Regions from separate parts of the Homo sapiens genome. Here region 1 is linked to region 2. A link is a contact called in ENCODE Hi-C data. All regions are on one chromosome and are shown on one strand. Each heading gives the region's core, a stretch centred on a gene start or an enhancer-like site at or near the end of the contact. The rest is flanking DNA. Distances are from core to core; before and after follow the strand shown. Region 1 holds the start of TBXAS1 (thromboxane A synthase 1). Region 2 holds the start of KLRG2 (killer cell lectin like receptor G2).

Region 1 (5,435 bases), core at 2,622-5,121, 350 kb after region 2:
TCTGCGCAGCCACAGAATGGGTGTGGTAACGTCTCCATGGCATTTATGGTTTCTACAAATCACAAATCACATATGAAGGGCTCCAAGAATATTAGAGGAATGAGCCAGTTAACTCAGCGCCCATGGGGGAGCTGGCAACTCCCCAAGAAAGCTGGACATCTCCAAGCTGGCCACCAACATTCTATAGCCTCTCCATGAGCAGGGTGGGAGCTGTGCTGGGTGCACAGTGCCATGTCCACAGGTTGATGTGAGGGGCACGTTCTAAATCAAGTGCCTGAGAAGGGCTTCGGAGACCTAGATCCTATCCCTAAACAACTATGGGACAGTGTACCGGTCACTTTCCCTTTCTGGGTTTCTGTTTTCACCTCTGTAAAAAAGAGTAAGGCTTGGTCAGTGTTTCTCAAAGCACTCTCCTTGGAAAACTACATCTGGGATATGTTATAAATGTCCCTGAAGAGGCCTTTGTGGTAAAATACACTTGAGAAATGCAGCTCTCTGCATCGTGCTCTTGGAGATTTCCAATGCATATTAGCAGGTTAGAGTCTCTGAGGTCTGGCAGTAAATAAACTTACTTATCAATGCTTATACCAGCAATTCTCATGTTTATTTCACCTTGGCATCCTTTAAGATATTTTTTTTCTGAGCATCTTGGTTATACATACACTGAGTTAAGTGTTATCCACAGTCACTGCTCGCTCCCTGAATCCGTGACCACGATGAGTCACCCTCCATGCCACCCCCTCCATGCTGCCGGGCCATCATCCTGCAGTGTTCCTGTGGCTGAACATGGATTATTTCAGGTGACCCCTGGAAAAAACGAAGCTCTGTTTTGTGAGAGAGAATGGGTTAGCCTCTCAGTACAGATCCCGATGGAATGGGATGAAGGAGAGGTAGCCTACTGAAAAAGGAGAGGGGTGGGGAGTCTAAAAGGGCTTGAAATGCAGCCAGGAGCAGCCAGATGGGGTGGTGCAGTTGGGGGACACTAAGTAGGAGTGACATGGAGGGACACTAATAAGCAGGGAACTACAGAGGAATAATTTTCATAATACGTCTGTTAAAAACAGGGAGGCAGGGCAAATGGTCAGAAGGAAAGGAAGGTTCTTGGCACCTGTGCGGTTCACTATCTTATTTGTGGCTGTAACTCATCTCTTCCCCTGGATTTAAATACCAAATTTATGTTGATGGCTTCCACGTTTGAATATAATCTTTCGAGGAAGAGCATGGGCTTTAGAGTCATACAGCCCATGCCTCAGTTTCTTCCTCTGTAACTTGGGGCTAACCATAAGATTTACCCGCTAGGTGTGTGTATGAGGATTAAATGAGTTGACACATAGGAAAGCTCCTAGAATAACTAGTGTGTAGTAAGCACTCAAATGACATGATCATGATCAATTGTTATTATTCATATTTTCAGCCATCAGTGCTCTCTGGCTCGACACCTCCACTCAGATGTCTCCAGGGCATCTCAGGCTTAACAAAACTGAATCAGAATTCTTGATTTTCCCAACAATACCTCACCTTTCCCAGACTCCCTGTTTCAATGAATGGCACCTGATATACCTGTAGCTCAAGTTTGGAACCTGAGGGTCAGGTGTGGTCCTCCTTTCCCCTTCCCTTTCATATGCACCCCACCAGGAACTTCTGCAGAGCATGAACCCACCCCCAAAATATATTTCAAGTCCATCTACTTCTTCCCACCTCCCTCTCTCCTCTAGCCAAGCATCCCTTCTCTCTGGGTGAAGGCAGCAGCCTTCTGTGTGCCCTCCCTGTCTTTTCTCTCACTCCTTTCCAGGGAATCTGCACCTGTGACCACAGCCTTCTGTAACAAATGTACCTGTGACCATCCTAAGACCTGTGGGGGCACAGAAAAGGAAGCCCATAGCTACCCCTGCTGGCTTTTGGTGTCCATTTGCATGAAGTGTCTTTTTCCACCCCTTTACTTTAAGTTTACATGAGTCCTTATGTGTCAGGTGAGTCTCCTGAAGGCAGCAGATAGTTAGTTGGTGAGTTCTTATCCATTCTGCAGTTCTGTATCTTTTAAGTGCAGCATTTAGGCCATTTACATTCAGTGTTAATATTGAAATGTGAGGTACCATTGCATTCATCGGGCTCTTTGTTGCCTGTGTACTTCTTTGTTTGTTTTTTGCTTTTGTTTTTTAACTTGTATTTTTGTTTTATAGGTCCTGTGTGATTTATGCTTTAAAGAGGTTCTGTTTTGATGTGTTTCCAGGATTTGTTTCAAGATTTAGAACTCCTTTTACCAGTTCTTGTAGTGGTGGCTTGGTAATGACGAATTCTCTCAGGATTTGTTTGTCTGAAAATGACTGTATCTTTCCTTCATATATGGTGCTTAGTTTCACTGGATACAAAATTCTTGGCTGATAATTGGTTTGTTGAGGAGCCGGAAGACAGGGCCCCAATCCCTTCCAGCTTGTAGGTTTTCTGCTGAGAAATCTGCTGTTCATCTGATTGGTTTTCCTTTACAGGTTACCTGGTTCTTCTGTCTCACAGCTCTTAAGATTCTTTCCTTTGTCTCAACTCTGGATAACCTGATGACAATGTGCTGAGGCAAAGATCTTTTTACAATGAATTTCCCATGTGTTCTTTGTACTTCTTGTATTTGGATGTCTAGGTCTCTAGATGGCTGCAGAAGTTTTCCTTGATTCTTCCCCCAAATATGTTTTCCAAGCTTTTAGAATTCTCTTCTTCCTCAGGAACACCAATTATTCTTAGGTTTGGTCATTTAACATAATCCCAGACTTCTTGGAGGCTTTGTTCATATTTTCTTATTCTTTTTTCTTTGTCTTTGTTGAATTGGGTTAATTTGAAGACCTTGTCTTTGAGCTCTGATTTTCTTTCTTCTACTTGTTCAATTCTATTGCTGAGACTTTCCAGAGCATTTCACATTTCTAAAAGTGTGTCCAAAGTTTCCTGAATTTTCAATTATTTTTTCTTTAAGCTATTTCATTGAATATTTCTCCCATTCAATATTGGGGGATTGTGTTGGGAGAGGAGGGTCTCCCTTTCCCACTTCCGCAAATGGGGCACTCACAGTATTTGGAGTGTCTTCTGGGTCCTGCAGGAGCAGTCTGGTTCCTTCAGAGAGTCTGTGGGTCCTTTTGGGATTGCTGGTTTTTTCTTGCAGTTGATCTGGAGCTAAAATTCACCATGGAAGCCTCCAGATGCTGCTCTGTCTGAAGCTGCAATCTAGTCCTGCCACCCAGCCACTATGATCCCCTCCATCTCTCTGTCCACTTTAGTCAGATAAGCTCAAAGCTAGAACAAAGGACCCATATATGAGCCTACGGATCTGCCTTCAAACACTTGAGAAGCCCTCCAACTCACCATGAGAACACTGACCCCAATCGGGATCTTTGCTTTGCTCCAACAGCCAGACACTCAGACAGGTCCTCAGACCCAGCAACTAATGGACTTGGTGGGATGGTTGTCCTCAAAGCAGCCAGCATTTTGATCAGGCTGGCGTCTGGTCCTGTATTTTTCTGGGATATTCAGAATCTCTTGACATGTATCTTCACTTAATTGTGAATTTAAAAAATTATAGATGGATGTAGATATAGATATAGATATAGACATAGAGATAGATATAGATAGACATTTTGGAGAAGAGTCTCTCTTTGAAGACTTCCTCTCAGAGTACAAGTCCGTGGTTACAACCATTTTGTTTCTCAGCAAACATGGGGAAGTTTGCTTTTCTTCTCTGAGGAAGTTAATATAAATGTTTATTGACAGTGCAGTCATCAAGGAATAAAGTTGCTGATTCATTCCTTTACACTGAAACCCTTTGTTGTGCCCTCCTCTTCCTTCCTCTTTATAGGGAGACACTCTGAGAAAGAGCACATTGTGGGGGCCCACTCCATGTGATGTTTGCTTGGTTGCCTGTTCCCTTTTCTACCTGCAGAGCACGGTTCCCATAAGGGCGGCGAGATCAGCCTCCTGTCTCATCTGGAAGACCACCACTCTGGGGTCTCAGAGGAATGATGGAAGCCTTGGGGTTTCTAAAATTGGAAGTGAATGGCCCCATGGTGACGGTGGCCCTGTCAGTGGCTCTCTTGGCCCTCCTGAAATGGTAAGTGCAGCCAGCCCTAGGGACTGTGACAGCGTCAGCCGTCTCACCCTGGAGCCTTGCTGGTGCCATGGCGGGGTATGTGGGAGTGTGTTTTTCTTCTTTTCTAATCTAGCGGGAGTGAGTATTAACACAGCTTCAGAATTAAAAGCAAACAGCCAGGTTAATCTTTTGCTAAAATGCATGAGATTGAAGTGTCAGGAAAGGCTGGTGATTCAGTGACTGAGAACGCTACACATAATTAAGTTTGAAAGAGATGGAAAAAGAAACAAATTGGAAAGGCATTAGGTTTGGGTAGAAGCATTTCCTTGAACCCCGTCATATCTCCTCACCTCATTTTTCTAAAATCCTCTGTCCTTGTTGGATTTACAGTGAATTCAGCCTCTTGGTTCATATTACATTCAAAACAAAACAAGACGTAGGAGCTGTTTGGCAAATGTGGGCCTCTTTGCAGGAAGTCATTGAGGGGGATTTCTGTAGGGTTAAGGACAAAGTGGTAGATCTAATTTCTCATAGTTGATAGAGGGAGATGGATTCTGATGAACATAGTGTGTGCAGCTCCTACAAAATTTGAGACCCTGAAAGGATCTCAAACTTGAACTCCGAGTTGCTCCCCTGTGGTTTTGTTAATTCAACAGCAAATTTTCCTAAGGCTGACTCTGGTGTCTGTAGGTCGAAGGCCTCATAATATGCTACATTTATGCATATTCGCCCTGTCAGTTAAACTTATTAGAGTTACCCATTCAATCAAAAGCACCTGGATTTAGATGGCTCTGGCTTTTGAGGGCAAAGTGAGTGGAAAAAATAATGGAGGACTGGAGTCCGAACAGAATTTTAATTTATGTTTTCAGTAGTAATAAAGCCTTCTCTAGATTAATAACTGGGAAAGCACTTTGAAAAGCATCAAGCATTATGCAAATGTGAGGTATTATTCTTTTGGAATTTGCATAGCTGAGAGTGGAATTCACGTTTGATGTTCTATGATGATGAAATTACTTCTTGGAAATTGGCTCTGAAACCCAGCCTCAGTCCCAGTGCTGTTTTTCTTTTTAACTGGTTTAATTTTTTTTTTGAACTTTTTTATCTCATTGTAGCTTACCTTGGATTGAAACTGGCCACATGTAAAACCAAGAGCAAATGGTAGCTCCTTCCCTACCCCCAGCCCCCAATAATCCATCTCAATGTGTTTTTATGCTCCGGGAAGCCCGAAGCACAGTGTCTGACATGCAGAAAGTGCTTAGTCGATGTCAGCCACTATAATTAACCATCTATCATCTATGTAACCTAAAAGAAAATAAGTCTTTAGTGGTTTAGGTTTATTTTTAATTTCTTACTAATGTGCTTATTCATA
Region 2 (5,748 bases), core at 747-3,246:
ACTTTGGGAGGCTGAGGCGGCTGGATCACCTGAGGTCAGGAGTTCCAGACCAGCCTGGCCAACATGATGAAACCCCCTGTCTACCAAAAATACAAAAACTAGCCAGGCATGGTGGCCGGCGCCTGTAATCCCAGCTACTCGGGAGGAGGCTGAGGCAGGAGAATCGCTTGAATCCAGGAGGCGAAGGTTGCAGTGAGCCGAGATTGTGCCATTGCACTCCAGCCTGGGTGACAAGCGCAAAACTTATTTCTTAAAAAAAAAAGAAAGAAAAAAGAAAAAAAGAAAAAAATTGGCTATCTCTTGCCCCAAATTCACCAACTACTCCCTCCAGTCTCCTTATCCAGGACAGTCTGTATCTTTTGTGGGCTCTTTCTTCTGTGTCAAGCTCCCCCTCCCCCACACCACAAAATAACCAGCCGCACATACTACTGGCACATCTACCCTGTGGTCCCACTCACTATCTACTGAATGGATGAGTGTTTGGGGCTAAATGTTCCTCAGTGTGGTGGAAAGAAAGCAGCAGCCTGGACCTTCCAGAAAGTCCTTGGCAGTGCAGGGATGGGGGGATCTGGGCTGCCACCCCTGCCACCTGATCCTGAATGACTTCCCCTCATCTGGAGTTCCTTCCACTGCTACTTCTCAAAGGTGCTGCGCATGCTAAGAGGGAATTTGAAAGTTCGGGAGTGCGGGTAGGGGAGGATGAGAAGGGGAGTGGCTTTACTCTTTTTTTTTTGAGACGGAGTTTCTCTCTTGTTGCCCAGGCTGGAGTACAATGGCATGATCTCGGCCCACTGCAACCTCCGCTTCTCGGGTTCAAGCGACTCTCCTGTCTCAGCCTCCTGAGTAGCTGGGATTACAGGTGAATGCCACCATGCCAGGCTAATTTTTGTATTTTTAGTAGAGACGGGGTTTCATCATATTGGTCAGGCTGGTCTCGAACTCCTGACCTCAGGTGATCCGCCCGCCTCGGCTTCCCAAAGTGCTGGGATTACAGGCGTGAGACACGGCAACAATGTGAATTACAGTTACGTAGACAGGAATGTTATTGATTGTAAGCCCGAGAGGCCAGATCGGGTTGGGGATCGGGATGGCCAACTGGGTCCCTTAGTCGGTCAGCTGCCCAGCGGTCCAGGGCTGGGCGGGTGTGGGGGTTTCGGCTACGTCCACCCGACCTGGCGGCGTCGGCTGCCGGCGCAGGTGAGCACTCACCCGTAAGCGTTACGGCCCGGGGCAGCTTCTCGTCGCCGTCCAACCCCGCGCGGGGCAACAGCGCCGCATCCTCCTTCTCCAGCCCCAGCTCCTTGCAGCGGCAGCACGTGGGGGAGCCCGGGGAGCCGGCGCTTCCTTCCGCGGGGCTGGCCCGGCCCTCTGCGTCGCAGCCGCTCTCCGTCCGGGCTGCAGCCAGCGGCGAGCGGCGGCCCCACGTGCCGCCCTGGGATGGTGCGCGCAGCAGGAGCTGGTGCGCCGGGTCCGCGTGGCGGGAGAAGGCAGGGGACTCGGGCACCGGCACCTTGAGGAAGCGCGTGGAGGGCCTGGGCGATGGCGTGCTGCTGCCACCGGCCGCGCCCACGGGCTTCACGCGCACATCTACCTGCAGCTCCATGGGCGCCCAGGCGCTGGGCGCAGGCTCAGCCCCGGGCGCCTCGCCATTCCGGGGCAGCTTGACCAAGGCAGGGCCCGGTGACGGCGGCTCGGGGCAGACCCCGTAGCCCAGGCTGAGCGGCGGCACGCGCGGGGACCCGGGGCGAGGCGAAGGCGGCTTTTTCTTGCTCGAGGGCTCCAGGCCTGCGCCCGCCGCCTTCTCCACGGCCCCGGCCGGACTTGGGCTGCTTTCGGGACCTTCAGGTTGTCGCACCTTCGCGGGCACCTGCGGCTGCTCCAGCGTGGGGACCAGGCTTCCCACGGGCTCCATTGGGAGCTCTGCCCCGGCTTGGCCTCCGGGCGCAGCCTCCCAAGACTCCTCCATCCCGCGCGCCCCGCCACCCGGAGACGCTGAGGAGCGCACCTGGGCCCAGTGCAGAGGAGCTTCGCTCTCCTCCGTCCGGATTGGTCCAGCCGCGTCGCCGAAGTTGTCAGGCCACGCCCCTCCCCGAAGGACCCCGCTGTGATTGGCTGTGGCTGAGGTTCTGCTGCCCCGACCCCCTTCGGGACACAGCCCCGGCCTCCACCAGGCACTGGGAGGGAGCTGAGAACGGCAGCGGGGCCAGGCGAGGGTTGCAGGGTGGGCGGGAGCTCTCGGGAGAAAAGCAGAACACCAGCGGAGGCTTGTGGCAGGGAACCCGGAGCCCCGCCTGACCCTTCCCTCTTCTTTGTCTCTGACCTCACCCATTTTCCCCTCCAGCCCTATGCCGGGGTGTTGGTTTTGAGAGTTACAGTTTGGGCGGGGAAGGATTGGCCAAGCCTGTCTGGATCCTGGGACCTCAGAGAAATCAGAATCCAAAGGAATTGGGGCGACCTGTGGAAAAGTAGCCCAGTTGGTTGTCCTGACAATCCAGCAGGGTTTCGAAAGGACTCTCCATCATACTTGGGAGGACTCCCCCACTGAGTAACGCTAAGAGAAAAGAAACAGGGCGTGGATAAGCAATTCTTCTTTTTTTTTTTTTTTTTGAGACGGAGTCTTGCTCTGTCGCCAGGCTGGAGTGCAGTGGCCCGATCTCGGCTCACTGCAATCTCCGCCTCCCAGGTTCAAGCGATTCTCCTGCCTCAGCCTCGTGAGTAGCTGGGACTACAGGCACCCACCCCACCACGCCCGGCTAATTTTTGTATTTTTAGTAGAGACGGGGTTTCACCATGTTGGCCAGGATGGTCTCGATCTCCTGACCTCGTGATCTGCCCGCCTCGGCCTCCCAAAGTGCTGGGGTTACAGGCGTGAGCCACCGCGCCCCGCCTGGCCTCTGGTATTTTTAAGTGCCCCCAGGGTAGGGTTGGCAGATAAAATGCAGGCCACTCAGTTTAATTTGAATTTCAGTTAAACAAGGGATAGTTTTTAGCATAGTAGTCCTCCCTTATCCACTGGGATAGTTCCAAGACCTCCCAGTGAATGCCTGAAACTTTGGATAGCACCAAACCCTATATATACTGTTTTTTTCTATACAAGCGGTCTTCAAAAGGTTCATGGAAAATTCATACTATGAAAAAAACTATGCATGGATTTGAAAATTTTTTGGCACCAAAATAAATTTGTACTAACTTGTTATCACATGTCTCGACAAGATCTAGTTTGAGGCACTAAGAAGGATAAGACATCAGTTTGAAAAGAGCTCCTGTCAGAGCAACAAGGATTCTGCTAAATTTGAAGCAAGAATAATCATCACATTTATGGTGACATCATTGATATTTTTATGAAAAGCTCATGGGGACAATGCCCCCAAGAAACCAGCAGTTTGCAAATGGAAAACTCGTTTTAAGAAGGGATGAGGCCAGGCGTGGTGGCTCAGCCTGTAATCCCAGCACTTTGGGAGGCCGAGGCAGGTGGATCACTTGAGGTAAGGAGTTCGAGACCAGCCTGGCCAACATGCTGAAATCCTGTCTCTACTAAAAAAGCAAAAATTAAGCTGGGCGCGGCAGCTCACGCCTGTAATCCCAGCACTTTGGGAGGCCGAGGTGGGCGGATTGACTGAGCTCAAGAGTTCAAGACCAGCCTGGGCAACACAGTGAAACCCCGTCTCTACTAAAATACAAAAAATTAGCTGGCATGGTGGCATGCGCCTGTAGTCTCAGCTACTCGGGTGCCTGAAAATACAAAAAATTAGCCGGGCGTGGTAGTGGGTGCCTGTAATCCTAGCTACTCGGGAGGCTGAGGCAGGAGAATTGCTTGAACTCGGGAGGCAGAGTTTGCAGTGAGCCGAGATTGTGCCACTGTACTCCAGCCTGGGTGACAGAAGGAGACTCCATCTCAAAAAAAAAAAAAAAGAGAAGGGATGAGACAATGTTGAGGATAAAGCCCTCAGTGGCAGACCATCCACATCAATTTTTGAGTAAAATAATTAATCTTATTTGTGCCCTCATGAAGAGGACCAACGATTAACAGCACAAACAACAGCCAACACCAAAGACGTCTCAATTGGTTCAGCTTACACTTTTCTGACTGAAAAATTAAAGTTGAGCAAAGTTTCCACTCTATGGAAAACCATTGCGTCCAGATCAGCTGCAGCCAAGAGCAGAACTTTCAATGGAAATTTAAAACGAGTAGGATCAAGATCCTGAAGCATTTCTCTGAAGAGTTGTAACAGAAGATGGAACGTGGCTTTACCAGTAGGATCCTGAAGACAAAGCACAAAGCAATGGCTCCCAAGAGGTGGAAGTGGCCCAGTCACAGCAAAAGTGGACAGGTCAAGAGCAGAAGTCACAGCAACAGTTTTTTGGGATGCTCAAGGCATTTTGCTTGTTGGCTTTCTAGAGGGCAAAAGAGCAATAACATCTGCTTACTATGAGAGTGTTTTGAGAAAGCCAAAACTTTAGCAGAAAATCACCTGGGAAAGCTTCACCAAAGGGTCCTTCTCCACCACTACGAGGCTTCTGCTCATTCCTCATCAGTCAAGGGCATCACTCAACATGTTCAAGTTTTAAATGCCTCTTTGGGCCCAGTACCCTCCTCCTGCTAACACCCTCTCTATTCTTCCTTGTCGTGGCCAAACTTTTTTTTTTTTTTTGAAAGAGAGTCTTGTTCTGTCACCTAGGCTGGAGTGCAGTGGCGTGATCTCGGCTCACTACAACCATGGCCTCCTGGGTTCAAGCAATTCTCGTGCCTCAGCCTCCCAAGTAGCTGGGATTATAGGTGTGCACCATCACAACCGCTTAATTTTTGTATTTTTAGTAGAGACAGGGTCTTGAACTCCTGACCTCAGGTGATCTGCCCGCTTCAACCTCCCAAAGTGCTGGGATTACAGGCGTGAGCCACCACACCGGGCCATGACCAACCTTTTTTAACAAGGTAATTGCCCCCATCTGTCTGCCAAAATTTTCCTTGGCAAGGGTACAAGTCACCAAACCCAGCAAATGCTTTTTTTCCATTTTTGGAAAAAAAAGATATATATATATATATATGTTATATTTTATATATATTATAAGGATGGAGGAGTCTCGCTATGTTGCCCAGGCTAGTCTTGAACTCCTGGCCTTAAGCCATCTTCTCGCCTCGGCCTCCCAAAGTGCTGGGCTTACAGGTGTGAGTTACTGTGCCCGGCCTGCAGATGCTCTTCAGTGCTCGTTTTATCTCTCAGGTTTTGACATTATGATCATTTCTTCCTCCTCTCAAAAACCCACTCATCTGTGGCCTGTGGGCTTCCTGACACCACCTCTACCAGCTCTCCTTCTGCCTTCCTGGCTGTTCCTTTGAAAATTGCTGCAGAGCTTCTCACCCACCATACGTCAGTGACCTTCAAGCCCAGATCTTTCTCCTGAGCTTAGGTTCTTCTTTGCAGGAATTTGACACTAGATATGAGAGACCCAGAGCCGAGTGTTGTCAGAGCTCCTAGTAGGGCAGCTCCCTAGAGAGAAAGCCCAGAAACTCCTGCTCTGGGCCCCAGAGTTTGTCCGATCTCAGCCCTTCCTAAAGCTTGTTTGTTCAATTCTGTGGATTTCACGAGACCCTGAGTATCCTTCTCATACCTCCTCCACTTTTTGCCTTATCATTTAAGACTCTGGGTCAGGCATGGTGACTCACACCTGTAATCCCAGCACGTTGGGAGGCCAAGGCAGGAGGATCACTTGAGCCCAGGAGTTTGAATCTGGGCAGCATAGGGAGAC

What was found. A loop is a pair of places that touch in the nucleus more often than their neighbours do. Pooled maps may share reads with other maps.
Region 1: a loop to region 2 is called in a pooled map, with 2.3 times the contacts of the local background. The contact joins the promoter of TBXAS1 here to the promoter of KLRG2 in region 2. A Hi-C loop is called at or near these places in 2 of 37 single-sample maps with no recorded cell type and 7 of 50 pooled maps.

Annotation. Positions count from the first base shown.
Region 1 is chr7:139,825,393-139,830,827 of GRCh38, forward strand. TBXAS1 (thromboxane A synthase 1) reads left to right here and starts at 3,872. Exons shown (of 13, transcript NM_001061.7): 1 at 3,872-4,087. The coding sequence starts at 3,999. RefSeq lists an enhancer at 3,545-4,744.
Region 2 is chr7:139,481,677-139,487,424 of GRCh38, forward strand. KLRG2 (killer cell lectin like receptor G2) reads right to left here and starts at 1,997. Exons shown (of 5, transcript NM_198508.4): 1 at 1,210-1,997. The coding sequence starts at 1,966. RefSeq lists an enhancer at 1,157-1,236 and silencers at 1,367-1,646, 2,107-2,166.